3 separate regions of the Homo sapiens genome follow, and regions 1 and 3 are each linked to region 2. The links are chromatin contacts, found by Hi-C in ENCODE. All regions are on one chromosome and are shown on one strand. Each heading gives the region's core, a stretch centred on a gene start or an enhancer-like site at or near the end of the contact. The rest is flanking DNA. Distances are from core to core; before and after follow the strand shown.

What was found. Hi-C counts contacts between places; a loop is a spot of excess contacts on that map. Pooled maps may share reads with other maps.
Region 1: a loop to region 2 is called in a pooled map, with 18 times the contacts of the local background. The contact joins the promoter of CCT4 here to the promoter of RPS27A in region 2. A Hi-C loop is called at or near these places in 8 of 50 pooled maps.
Region 3: a loop to region 2 is called in a pooled map, with 6 times the contacts of the local background. The contact joins the promoter of PAPOLG here to the promoter of RPS27A in region 2. A Hi-C loop is called at or near these places in 4 of 50 pooled maps.

Annotation. Positions count from the first base shown.
Region 1 is chr2:61,885,722-61,890,220 of GRCh38, forward strand. CCT4 (chaperonin containing TCP1 subunit 4) reads right to left here and starts at 2,935. Exons shown (of 14, transcript NM_006430.4): 1 at 2,660-2,935. The coding sequence starts at 2,786. It also overlaps a transcript of COMMD1 not described here. RefSeq lists enhancers at 1,963-2,524, 2,525-3,084, 2,626-2,705, 3,645-4,204.
Region 2 is chr2:55,229,981-55,234,523 of GRCh38, forward strand. RPS27A (ribosomal protein S27a) reads left to right here and starts at 2,708. Exons shown (of 6, transcript NM_002954.6): 1 at 2,708-2,728; 2 at 2,828-2,892; 3 at 3,383-3,437; 4 at 4,139-4,224. The coding sequence starts at 2,845. It overlaps CLHC1 (clathrin heavy chain linker domain containing 1), which reads right to left and starts at 2,313. Exons shown (of 13, transcript NM_152385.4): 1 at 2,243-2,313. RefSeq lists enhancers at 2,358-2,787, 2,808-2,987.
Region 3 is chr2:60,754,544-60,758,567 of GRCh38, forward strand. PAPOLG (poly(A) polymerase gamma) reads left to right here and starts at 1,725. Exons shown (of 22, transcript NM_022894.4): 1 at 1,725-1,952. The coding sequence starts at 1,936. RefSeq lists an enhancer at 1,641-1,950.

The DNA.
Region 1 (4,499 bases), core at 1,685-4,184, 6.7 Mb after region 2:
AATCAGCTTATGGCAGAATACATTTTGAGGATTCATCTCATCTTCCTTCAGATGTCAAAATGGTACAATCTAGTTAGGAGCTCTGAGAATTGCTATTTCCTCCATTCCTAAAACAGGACAAGCAGCAACAGAACTGTCTAGATCTAAAATACTGATGGAGGAGTATCCTTTTTCCAAAATGATTAGGACCAGAAGTGTTTTGAATTTTGGAGTATTTCAAATTAGGAATGCTCAATTTACAGATAATTCACTTATTTGTTTACTCTGTCTAGTATGTAATCTCTGAGAGCAAAGACTTTTGTTCACTAATGTGAACATGGTAGATAGGTGGCCCGCCAACACCGCCAAAAGGGCAAACCACAATGGAAATGCTACAGAGCAAGATACTCTTCTAAAAAATCCAACAAGGCTGGGCGTGATGGCTCACACTTGTAATACCAGCACTTTGAGAGGCTGAGGCGGGCAGACCACCTAAGGTCAGGAGTTCGAGACCAGCCTGGACAACATGGCGAAACCCTGCCTCTACTAATACAAAAATGAGCCGGGTGTGGCGGTGCGCATCTGTAGTCCCAGCTAGCTACTCGGGAGGCTGAGGCAGGAGAACCGCTTGAACCCAGGAGGCAGAAGTTGCAATGAGCAGAGATCACACCACTGCACTCCAGCCTGGGGGACAGAGCAAGACAGACTCCATCTCAACAAACAAACCAAACCTAACAAACCAAACAAAAACCAAAACTCTCAAATCATAGCTTTTGGTCATCATCAGTATGTTATAAAACATCTCTGGGGCCGGGTGCGGTGGCTCACGCCTGTAATCCCAGCGCTTTGCGAAGCCAAGGCAGGCCGTCACTTGAGGCCAGGAGTTTAAGACATAACGGGTCATCTTCACAGATAACTTAGGTGGCCTTTCCTTCCCACATGCACACCCTCCTCTGTTGTTTCAGTTCTTTGTCTGCTTTTGTTTCAAAGGTTGCTAAATTTCCCACTTATTTTGTTTGTTGAATATCAACCATATTATAAACTCTCTTGGCCCCCAAATTTATCTTTTTTTTTTTTTGAGACGGAGTTTCGCTCGTCACCCTGGCTGGAGTGCAATGGCGCGACGTCAGTTCACGGCAACCTCCGCCTCCCAGGTTCAAGCTATTCCCCTGCCTCAGCCTCCCGAGTAGCTGGGACTACAGGCCTACGCCAACACACCCACCTAATTTTGTATTTTTAGTAGAGACGGGGTTTCTCCATGTTGGTCAGGCTGGTCTTGAACTCCTGACCTCATGTGATCCGCCAGCCTCAGCCTCCCAAATTGCTGGGATTACAGACGTGAGCCACCCTGCCCGACCCAAAATTTATCTTTCAACATTCTGTTCCTAATCTAATAAATGTAAGCTTCAACTATGGTCCCTAGACAATTATCCTACAAACCTTCGTTTCCAGGTGTATTATCTCCTAAACTTACAAATGACTCCTAAATCTGGCCATTCTGACCTTTCCAACTCATTAGGACAAGTTAGAAACTATTACTTTTTCTTACATCCAGCGTTACCTATCTTAGCGCCATCACATTCCCAGTTACTTGGGCTGATGACTGCAAACACATGTAAGGTGTACTTTATATACGTGGGTCTTTATATGCTTTCTCACTGAATCCTCACAGCAAGCCTACACGATGGCTAAAAAGAAATGATCCCATAGCTGGGGGAGATTAAGCCAAATACTTTCCAGGACACCAGGCCTTTAACATCTGCCCCAACCTAGCTTTCTAATCTCACCTCTTCTGTAAACATACTACTATTCTCCAACCCAAAAGAACTACTATACTCAATATACACTCGGGCAAGATCTCTAAACCTCTGTCCTGACTTTTCCTTCCAGATTTTTCTATTTCAACTCGATTTCTCTTAATCTTAACTCTAAAAAGCAAACATTTTCCTCCAATTTTATAAGTGAATCTTTGGCACAGAGGTTACAGGTCACTAAGACATGAAGTAACGGAAGCAGAGAATGAAACTCTGGTCTTCCTGATTTCCAACGTGTGCCACACACTTCCACAAAAAAAACAAATAATTGTTTCTTGATTTGCCTATGTTTCACTGCACATGCGGAGACGACATCAACGTAACTTTTCCGCAACTATTTCAAACACGACACGTAAGTCGGTTCCCACATCCATCCCAGTACAATGGGCCCCGCCCCAATTTAGACTCGGAGAGTTCACCCAATTCGTCTCAACAGTTGTGCCAAGTGAAGTTTATTTAATAGTTCTTTAAATAAGAATAACAAAGCTGAAAGATACTGTGCATTCTACCAGTTCCAATAAGCAATAAGCGACAGCCCTCAAGCGTCAGATCCCTAGTGAAGACTGCATGCAATCCTCGGCATTTTGAACTGCTTTCGGCTCCAATATGAATGATGCACAGTGCAGGATGAAAAACTAAGGGAGATTAAGATGCAAAATGGGGCAAGTCCAAAGGCCTCCATACTCCGGGTTGGCGATCATCGGCAGAAAAACAGAAATAAGGATCCCTCCACTGGGCTGCTTCTATAGGGAGGACAAGAGAGGATCACCCGAAGAAATGGGAAATGAGCCAAACCCGCTCAAGCCCACGATGAGAGCGCAGAGCACAACCCCGCGGCGCCGCGGGTCAGGCCATGAGAGTGATACCTTTGGCGGCGGAAATGTTGCTGAAGCGGATCTGGGCTGGCTTGTCGCGGTCCTGATAGGCGCCTTTCCCGCGGCCGCCGGCAGCCCCGGCAGTCGCCCCGCTCCGGGGTGCCACATTCTCGGGCATGGCAAACTCCGCTGTGTCTGGGTTGGCTCGGGAAGGACGGATGGACCCGGATTCTGGCCGGCCGCAGTGTAATAACGGTAAGCCCTCACTGCCTTCACGAACCTTCCAGAAAGCGGCGCCGGCGTCGGGAGGAGGCGGAGGCGGAGAAGGGGGCCTTCCTTGCCGCGCGGCGCTGGCGTGACGTAGGAGGCTGTCCGCTGCGCGCCGGGCGAGGAGGATGCGTGCGGTGGGCTCCGGGCTGGCGAGATTGTACGCCCGGGGCGCTGTGGGTGAAGAGCGCCGGGGGAACCTTTACGCGAGGCAGCAATGACAACGCGCGATTTTAAAGGCGAGTGGTGAGGACATCCGCATTTCCTCACTCCACCTTGCACGGCTATGAGGTCCCCTCCTTTTTTTTTTTTTTTTTTTCTTTTTTTGGATACAGTCTCACTCTGTTGCCCAGGCTGGAGTGCAGTGGCGCAAAATCTCGGCTCACTGCAGCCTCCGCCTCCCAGGTTCAAGCGATCCTCCTCAGCCTCCCGAGTAGCTGGGATTACAGGCGTCCGCCACCATGCCCAGCTAATTTTTGTATTTTTAGTAGAGACAGGGTTTCACCATGTTGGCCAGGCCGGTCTCGAACTCCCGACCTCAGGTGATCCACCCGCCTCGGGCTCCCAAAGTGTTGGGATTACAGGCGTCAGCCACGAAGCCCGGCCTTTTTTTTTTTTTTTTTTTTTTTTGACAGAGTCTCGCTCTGTCGTCCAGGCGGGAGTGCAGTGGGGCGATCTTGGCTCACTGCAGCCTCGACCTCCGGGGCCCAAGCGATCCTCCCGCCACAGCCTCCCAACTAGCCAGGACGACAGGTGCCCGCCACCATGCCTAGCGAATTTTTGTATTCGAAACATAGCGAGACTGGGTTTCGCTGTGTTGCCCAGGCTGGTCTGACCTCCCCGGCTCAAAGCGGTCCACCCTCCTCAGCGTTTCAAAGTACTGGGATTACAGGCGTGAGCCACCGCGCCCACCCGGAGGTGCCCTCCTTTAACTCCGGCTGGATCTATCCGCGAGGTGGGGTGGGCGCCGGAATAACTCTCTAAGGGATATGACTGAGTCTGTTTTTGCCCGGCCACATAGACCTGCATTTTATGCAGTTTTGTTCATTTTGAAAGGGAGTCAGAAAAGGGAGATTTGGAATGAGGCGAGGTTAGTTATCTCGTATTGGTTGATACTGGGTGGTGGAGGTTTGACAGACTGCCAAATCAGGTCTGTCTAGTTACCACCGCCCGCTTGTTCTACACTAGTGTCTCCTGCATGACGTAGCCACTGACTCTTAGGGAACGTAAACATTATAATAAAGATCATTTATTTCCGTTATCTGCTAAGCACAGTGCTAAACCTTTACACGTTTTATATCTCGTTTAGTCCTCACAATAATCCTTTACTTAAAAGGTGAGAGAACTGGAGCCCAAAGAAGGAACTGAAGCCCAGGGTAAACGAGTCAGTAGATAGAAGCAGTATTCCAATACAAAGCAAGGACCAGAAGCCATGAGCTAAACTGCTGGTCTCCTATGACCACTATATTTCAGTAGGGAAGTTTATGAAATGAGGTTTGTTGAATGTTCGCTCACAATTATTAAGCACCTGCAAAGTGACAGTTGCGTGTGGTAGGTTCAGAAACAAATGTTCAAAGGTACTTAATCTTGTAATTATGAGGTGGTGGTGGTGTTGTTTGTTTGT
Region 2 (4,543 bases), core at 1,458-3,957:
GAGAATCACCTAACCCGGGAAGCAGAGTTTGCGGTGAGCCAAGATTGTGCCATTGCACTCCAGCCTGGGCAACAACAGCGAAACTCCATCTCAAAAAAAAGAAAAAAAAGAATTGTTCTTGTTGCTCTGTGGAAAACAGATTATAGGACGCAAGGGTCAAAGCTGGAAGTGCTGTTACGAAGCTACTGCAATAATCAAGGCAAAAGATGATGGTGGCTTGAATCAGGGTGCTAACAATGGAGGTGGTAGGAAGTGTTCTGCATATATTTTGAAAATAAAGCCAAGATCTGCCAAGGTAGATAAGATGTGGGATATAAAAGAACAGTCAAGGATAATCATAAAGTTTTTGGCCTTAGTGACTGGAGAAATGGGAATTGCCATATATAAACATGGGAAGAGCAATTTCATGAGATTAAGTGTTTGGGGCCTGTCCATTAGAGATGTTGAGTAGATAGCTGGATATGTGAAGATGAAGTTGTGACATATCTGTGACATATCTGGTCTGACAGATAAGTTTATGAGTCATTTGCATATGATGATACTTTAAAAGTTATTAAACAAAAATGAGATAACCAAGAAAATGCAGACAAAGCAGAGGTCCAAGGACTGGGCCTTGGGGATACTCCATGGTTAGAGGTCTTGCAGATCAAGAGGAAGCAGCAAATGAGCCTGGAAAAGAGCCTCCAGGGTGGCAGAAAAACTGAGAGGTGAAGTCTTTGAAAGGTTTTCAAAGAGAGATGGAATGAGCAACTGTGTCAAATACTGCTGACAGATCAAATAAGATGAAATGACCATTGAATTTAGCAACATGGAGGTCATTAGTGACCATTACAAGAGCTATCCGATCAGAATGGTGGGGACAAAAGCCTGACAGGAGTGGGTTCAGACAACGGAAGGGAAAGATTAGAGACAATATGTACAAGCAACTCTAGGAAATTTTGTTGTAGAGACTAGTTGGCGGACTAGGGGATGAAAAATGTTCCAGGAGGCAGGGCGTGGTGGCTCACGCCTGTAATCTCACCACTTTGGGAGGCCAAGGAGGATGGATCATTTGAGGTCAGGAGCTAGAGAACAGCCTGGCCAACATGGTGAAACCCCATCTCTACTAAAAATACAAAAATTAGCCGGGTGTGGTGGTGGGCGCCTGTAATCCCAGCTACTCGGGAGGCTGAGGCAGAAGAATTGCTTGAACCTGGGAGGCGGAGTTTACAGTGAGCCGAGACCGCGCCACTGCACTCCAGCCTGGGCAACAGAGCGAAATTCCGTCTCACGAAAAAAAAAAAAAAAAGTTCCAGGAAGAATAAACGACTGGATTCTTCAGAAATGCCAAAACACGGGAGGGCATAGGTCAGGAAATTAAATTAGCTTCATTTACTAAAATGTAGAGTAATGGGTTTAGCAGATTAGGTTGTAAGGAAGGCAGAGGCTGAATGTCATTCTAAGAAATTTGAATTGTATCCTGAAGGTGAGGTATAAAATAATAACACACATTTACCTTTCAGAATGAATATTTTGGAGGCAATAGTGAAGGTGGGTTAGAAAGGAGGAAAGACTGGAGAGAGATAAGGAGTTAGATTCGGAACCCCTACAAGAGAAAATTAAGGTCTGAATTTGGGGATGGGGTCGCAGAGGGCAGAGGATGAAGAAATAAATACAGAAGACATTAGAAAGGACTCTGGTTTGTGGAGTGGAGAAAGGACAGGGAGAACTTGCTTCTAATTGGCCTCCTTGCCGGAAGAAGCACCCCATACATACTCCAAAAACTTCCTCTCAGATCCAAGACTCCCAATGCCCAAATTTGGAAATTCTACAACTAAATAACCATTCTGCAGGTTTCTTTTCCGTACGGCTTCACTTTAAAATTTGAAAACTCCTGAGATTTTTCAACATATTAAAGCGTGTCACACTAAGGAGTGACACACAAGACCCAGACTCTTCCCTAGGCTGGGAGAGACTCGGCGGTTGAAAGCAGGGAGGCGCTACAGGAGAGAAAGGGCTGAACCCCCGCTTCCGCAGATTTCACCTATTTTTCAGTTTGCCTGGAGCAGGCCACGCAAATTCCCTTCCCTTGAAGGCCCAAGGAGCGTCTGGTAGATTGCTGATTCTCTGCCCATCACCGCTTCTGGAAGTGAGTGAAGGACACCTTTCGTGCCCCGCACCCTTTGCCCCCCGCTTAACATTTGCTCTAGTCACTTCCGGCCCGTTCCCACGCTCCGGAAACCATTATTCCGCTTCATCCTACCTCCAGTCCTCACCTGAGTCCTTTTCTCCAAACACCGACTTCAGTGCTTAGAGATAGTAACTAGGGAATCTGGGAGGTGGAACTGCATCTTGGGACAAGTAGTCCAAGGTAGAAGAAAGCAGTGGAGAACTACAGTTCCCAGAATGCACTTCCATTTCCTACCTCTTCCCCAAGAGGCCCCCCTCGACCTCCTTTTAAAAATTCTCTTAGCCACGTTGATTGTACGGGAAAAGCCTTTTTAAAACATCTTTTACGTTGCTTAAACCTACAGTTTCGAAAGCATTCCGAAGGCTAAAGTGAGAAATAAGCCCAGGCTAGGGAGAGGAGAAACGAAGTTCACGTCCTAGTCTGGCACCGGGTTGGATTGTCGCTGGGACGGCAGTCAGGCATTTGGTGTGGTCGCCTAAGGGGTGGGTCCTTCGGCGGGAGCTCCGGGAAACCCCGTGGGCCTGCGCGGCGTTCTTCCTTTTCGATCCGCCATCTGCGGTGGGTGTCTGCACTTCGGCTGCTCTCGGGTTAGCACCCTATGGTGCCTTCTCTTGTGATCCCTGACCTAACCTGTCTCTTCCTTTTCCTCAACCTCAGGTGGAGCCGCCACCAAAATGCAGATTTTCGTGAAAACCCTTACGGGGAAGACCATCACCCTCGAGGTACGGGCCGGGTGGTCATGAGGAAGCCAAGGTCCGAATAAGGTCCTGAGGTGGATTTTAGGACCGGCGCTGCTTTCCATGTCTTAGACCATGATTCCGAATTTGGGTTCTAAAACTTAAGCTTTGAAATGAGTACCTTTTGCTGAGCAACGACCTAGAGGTGATTTTCGGTGGCCAAAGGCTGGACCTGTCTCCTCTCGAGGGGTTCCAGCTAGTTAGTTAAAACGGAGGAGCTGCGGTGGGGAAGGAGACGCTCTGCCCGCCGGGTGCGAGCACGTGTGGCCCTGCGGCCGCCGCCCGCTCTGGGCTGGGGAGATGAAGGTGCTTTCCGGTAGCCGACTTGGGAGGTTGCCCACTGGGTGGGTAATAGGTCTCTCGAGTAGGTCTCAGCCCTGTCGCTGGTTCGGTTCAGTGGTAATTGTCAAACTAAATGAGTTCTGCTGTAGTTCCTTAATGTGTAACCAACATGCTTTCACTTTAACACTCATAGGTTGAACCCTCGGATACGATAGAAAATGTAAAGGCCAAGATCCAGGATAAGGAAGGCAAGTAGTATTTTGTAGTTAAGAAAACTTAACCTGCGGAGACTTCGGCCTACCTGTAGGTGCTAGACATACCTGCTCTTGGTGATGGGGGAAGGGGTCAGATTGACAAAGCGAAATACTTGTGGAATAACACAATAGACATTGGTGATCGGGGAGCACAGTACCTAGATTGGAATCCTTGAGGTGTATTTCACTTGCGTGAATTTGGACACTTATTTATTTATTTTGTGTGAGATGGAGTCTCCTCTGTCGCCCAGGCTGGAGTGCATTCGCTTGTCCCGGCTTACTGCAGCCTCCGCCTCCCGGGTTCAAGTGATTTTTGTGCTTCAGCCTCCCTATTAGTGGGGATTACAGGCGTGCACCACCATGCCTGGCTAATTTATTGTATTTTTAGTAGAGACTGGGTTTTACCTTGTTGGCCAGGCTGGTTTTGAACTTTTCACATCAAGTGATCTGCCCACCTCGACCTCCCAAAGTATTGGTATTACAGGTGTCAGCCACTGCAGACAACCAAGTATTGTCCCTAATATTAAATGCGGTAAAATGTGACATGTAAAGATTTAGAACCATGCCTAACCTCTAGTAAGGGCTTATTGTCAGCCTTTAGTATCATGTATTTGATTAAGGGGTGTTACCTTATAAGTCTGGAGCACATCACAGGCTTGGTGTGCTGTGACTTAATTTTTGTTTTTTGTCATTAGGAATTCCTCCTGATCAGCAGAGACTGATCTTTGCTGGCAAGCAGCTGGAAGATGGACGTACTTTGTCTGACTACAATATTCAAAAGGTCTGTCTAGGGGAAGAGCAGCCTCTTTTAAAAAAAAAATGTTATTTTGGAAATTTTTTATTTTACTTTTTTTGAGACAGGCTCTGACTCTGTCACCTAGGGTGGAGTGAGTGGCGCAGTCACTGCAACCTCCACCTCTCAGACTCAGGTGGTCCTCCCACCTCAGCCTCCTGTAGTTGGAACTATAGGCACCCGCCACCATGCCCAGGCTGGTCTCAAACTCCTGGGCATAAGTGATCTTCCCACCGTGGCCTCCCAGCGCTGGGATTACAGACGTGAGCCACTCCATGTGGTGTATTCTGGACATTTTGACACACAA
Region 3 (4,024 bases), core at 475-2,974, 5.5 Mb after region 2:
GGGAAGCCGAGGTGGGCGGATTACCTGATGTCAGGAGTTTGAGACTAGCTGGCCCACATGGTGAAACCCCGTCTGTACTAAAAATACAAAAATATAGCTGGACGTGGTGGTGCATGCCTGTAATCCCACCTACTCAGGAGGCTGAGCAGAGATCACGCCACTGCACCCCAGCCTGGGCAACAGAGCGAGACTCCATCTCAAAAAAACCTCTGCCTCTCGGGTTCACGCAATTCTCCTGCCTCACCCTGCTGAGTAGCCGGGATCACAGGCGCACCACGCACCCAGCTAGTTTTTCTATTTTTAGTAGAGATGGGGTTTCACCATGTTGGCCAGGCTGGTCTCGAACTCCTGACCTCAAGTGATCCACCCGCCTCAGCCTCCCAAAATGTTAGGATTACAGGTGTGATCCACCACACCAGGCCACGTCAGGTTTTTGTTGTTGCTTTTAAGTAGAGATGGGTTTTTGCCATGTTGGCCAGGCTGGTCTTAATAGAACTCATGGCCTCAAGTGATCCACCAGCCTTGGCGTCACAAAGCACTGGGATTGCAGGCAAGAGCCACTGCACCTTGCTCAGGTTTTCAAAAATATGTTTTGTAGTTTTTATTTATTTATTTATTTATTTATTTTTTTGAGACAGGGTCTCCTTCTATCACTCTGGCTGGAATGCAGTGGTGCCATCCTGGTTTCCTGCAGCCTCCACGTCCTGGACTCAAAGAGATCCTCCCACCCCAGCCTCCTGAGTAGCTGGGACTACAGGCATGGGCCACCATGCCCAGCTAATTTTTTTAAAACTTTTTGTAGTGACAGGGTCTCACTATGTTGCCCAGGCTGTTCTCGAACTCCTGGCCTCAAGCAATTCTCCCACCTTGGCCTCCCAAAGTGCTGGGATTACAGGTGTGAGCCACTGTATCTTGCCTCAATAAATATTTTTTAATGAATTAATCAGCAAGTAATCTCCTCTATTTACTGTGACTCTGAGTTATGTTCAAGAGCAAGCAGTTCTTGACTTCCTTTTCTTTGTAATGATTTAGTGCTTGAAATTACTTCTACCTTTCAGCATTTTAAAATTGGTTATTATTTTCTCATTTTCATCCCCACACTCACATCGAACATGATTTCCACTATTTAAAAGTGTAAGATTTTTGTTTCAGCCTGGGATTTATCCTATTGCAAACTGCTAGCTACTATTTTCAACCTCTGTCAGCTAAATGCCAGAATGTCACTAATCAAAGGTGGTACTTAGGGGTGAAGTGAACAGTTAAGCCTCCAATTTACAAGCTTGTTTTTCCCTGGGATACTTGTGTGAAAGTCGTATGTTCCTGGGTGTGACCCTTTCGAGACAAAATCTCAACTGGTGAGTTAATTATGTATAACTATAATTAAATCAAAGATGTAGGATAACGGAGGCGTTGAAATAGTTTTTGCTAGGCAAGGGTGTGACCTTTTTAAAAAATGTATGATATATGCTGCCATTCGAGAGGCAAGGAAAACATATCTCCAAATTTCCTTCCAAGCGGTCTACCGGCATTGACAGTACCGCGGACAAAGGAGAGTACCAAATAAATACTCCTTCGAACCAACGGTATACTGAGAGCCCTGAGCTTGTGGGCGGGGCCCCGGAGCCTCCCGGGACCTAAAGGCAGAGGGGGCGTGGCTGAGGGTGGTCCAGACCTCCAGGGGCGGGGCTGAGACCTGCGAGAGGCAGGCTGGGAAGCGGCGCCATATTGGCGTCGGCCGCGCTGTATTGTCATAAATAGAGCCGGTTTTGTGGTGTTTTCACTACTCGGTTGGATGCCTCAGCCATAGTAAGTGGGAAAGTGAGCGAGCAAGCGAGCTACTAGCGACCGGAGGAAAGTGAACAGGGGGAGAAGGGAACAGCAAGAACAGGACTCCAGAGCGATAAACACTCGCTGGAGAGGGAGACGCAGGAAGCGATGAAAGAGATGTCTGCGTAAGTGGTGGGGGGCGGCGGTTGGGGTGAGGCGGGTAGGGGTGAGCTGAGGTGGTCCGACTGTGTCCTTGTTTCCGTTCCCTGTCCCTTGCGCCCTGCACGCAGCTCGCCGGGATGGTCTCCTTCCCGGCTCCCGGCCGGTCCGCAAGGGCACCTCCCCTAAACCCGGCGGCTCACCTGGCCACCCCTGCACGGACTCGGGGACTCCGGGAGTCCCCAGCTGTCCCGCCTCCGAGGACGCCCTCAGAAAAGGATGAGGAGGGAAAGAGGTGCCTGTGTCCGTAGGGAGAAATTGTCGGTCACTCGCCTGCCCCCAGCACTGTCTGAGCCCGTCTGCTCCTGTCTGCATTGGCGCAAATACCATCCCCCTGCCTCCCCCTCCTCCCTTCCCGACCGGCTGTCTCCAGGTCTTCAGGAGTGAAAGACCTATCGCAGCCCAAGGGTTTCTCTTTCATATGAGGCTACAGTCTTTTCACCGCCGTCCCCACCCTCTCCCTCACCCCCTGCTTCCCCACCTACCCACAACATCTACCGGTCTGTACCTCTTGTTCACACTTTGATAAGTCAGAAACAGTTCCCGTACTTGGCAAGATTTTGTTGTAGCTTCTTCCATTTTGGTCTATTAGGAAATAATTTAAACATGCAGAAAAATGTAGAGAATAACATAAGCATCATTTGTGGAGCCACCACCCATTTCTCCCAAAACGTAACTGTACACACATACACGTACATGCACACACGCACACACACGGTGTGTATATACGTATCTGTGTATTTATTTTAAAAAGAAATCAAGCATTCCAGATACATCTGAAGGACTCTCCTACCTCCTTCTCTGGTCCCAATCATCTCTTGCTCCAGATGTCTCCACAGTCTTGAATTTGATGTTTATCGTTGCTGCCTGTTTTTTATTTTACTTCTTTTTTTTCCGCCCTCGAATCATGGGAGCTGCATGTTTTTTAATGCTATTACTACATACACATGTGTTCATAATAACTGGCATAGTTCTAGTTGTTTTTAAACTTTATATAACTCGTATCACACTTGGAATTCTGTAACTTCTTTAGCACAACATAGTATCTCTGAGCTTTGTTCATGTTAGTATTTTAGTTGTAATTAATTAATATTAATTATTGTATTGTATTCTATTGTAGGAAAACACCCTAATTTAATTCTTTTCCTGTTAGTGACTATTTTATTTCTAAGTTTTTAATGTTACAATGTGACAGTGAACGTTCTTTTAGGTGTCTCTTTGTACGCTTGTAACTAGAATTTCTCTAGGTTGTTTGCCTGTAAGTGAAATTGATGGTTTGAAGGGAATGTGGGATTCTGTTGTTTACTTTCCCCTCCCCTCTAGATGGGGGAAGTTCAGAACCTGGATTTGGAATTTTAGGGCCAGTAGGCTAGTTGGCCAACTTTGTCAGCATACAGGTAAAAAAGTGAGGCCCGTCATCATGGTGTCAGAGCTGAAGTAGTTAGAGAGGAGAGAATGGAGTAGTGGAAAGAGGTTTTGGAGTTCAGATTCTGGCTTGTCCTCTCTTTGACTTTCAGGTACTTATCTGTAAAATGGCACTTATTCAATACCCCTTAGGATTATTGCGATTGAGTGATACTATATAGATATGTAGATAATTACTCTGTCCTATTCACTTACCGTATATATTTACATATGTATTACACAAACAATACCAAAACACTGCTCTAGCTTTCTCAGAGGTAAAAAGCCAAATCTTTAAAAAGAAATTACCACTTGAAATAACTAATTGAAGTTTTGTTTGTTCTACAACAAAATAAATACAGAAGATAAATTAACCAGTATTTTGGTTTCTGGGGTTTTTTTTTTTTTTTTTTTTTTTGAGTCATTTTGGAAGGTATACAGGCTATTTTATCTTCCATTTGATTCTTTCTCCCTCTCTGCCTAATGAGATTTTTTTTTTTTTTTTTTTTTTGAGACGGAGTTTCGCTCTTGTTGCCCAGGCTGGAGTGTGGTGGCGCGATCTTGGTTCACTGCAACCTTCGTCTCCTGGGTTCAAGCGAATCTCCTGCCTCAGCCTCCCGAGTAGCCGGGATTA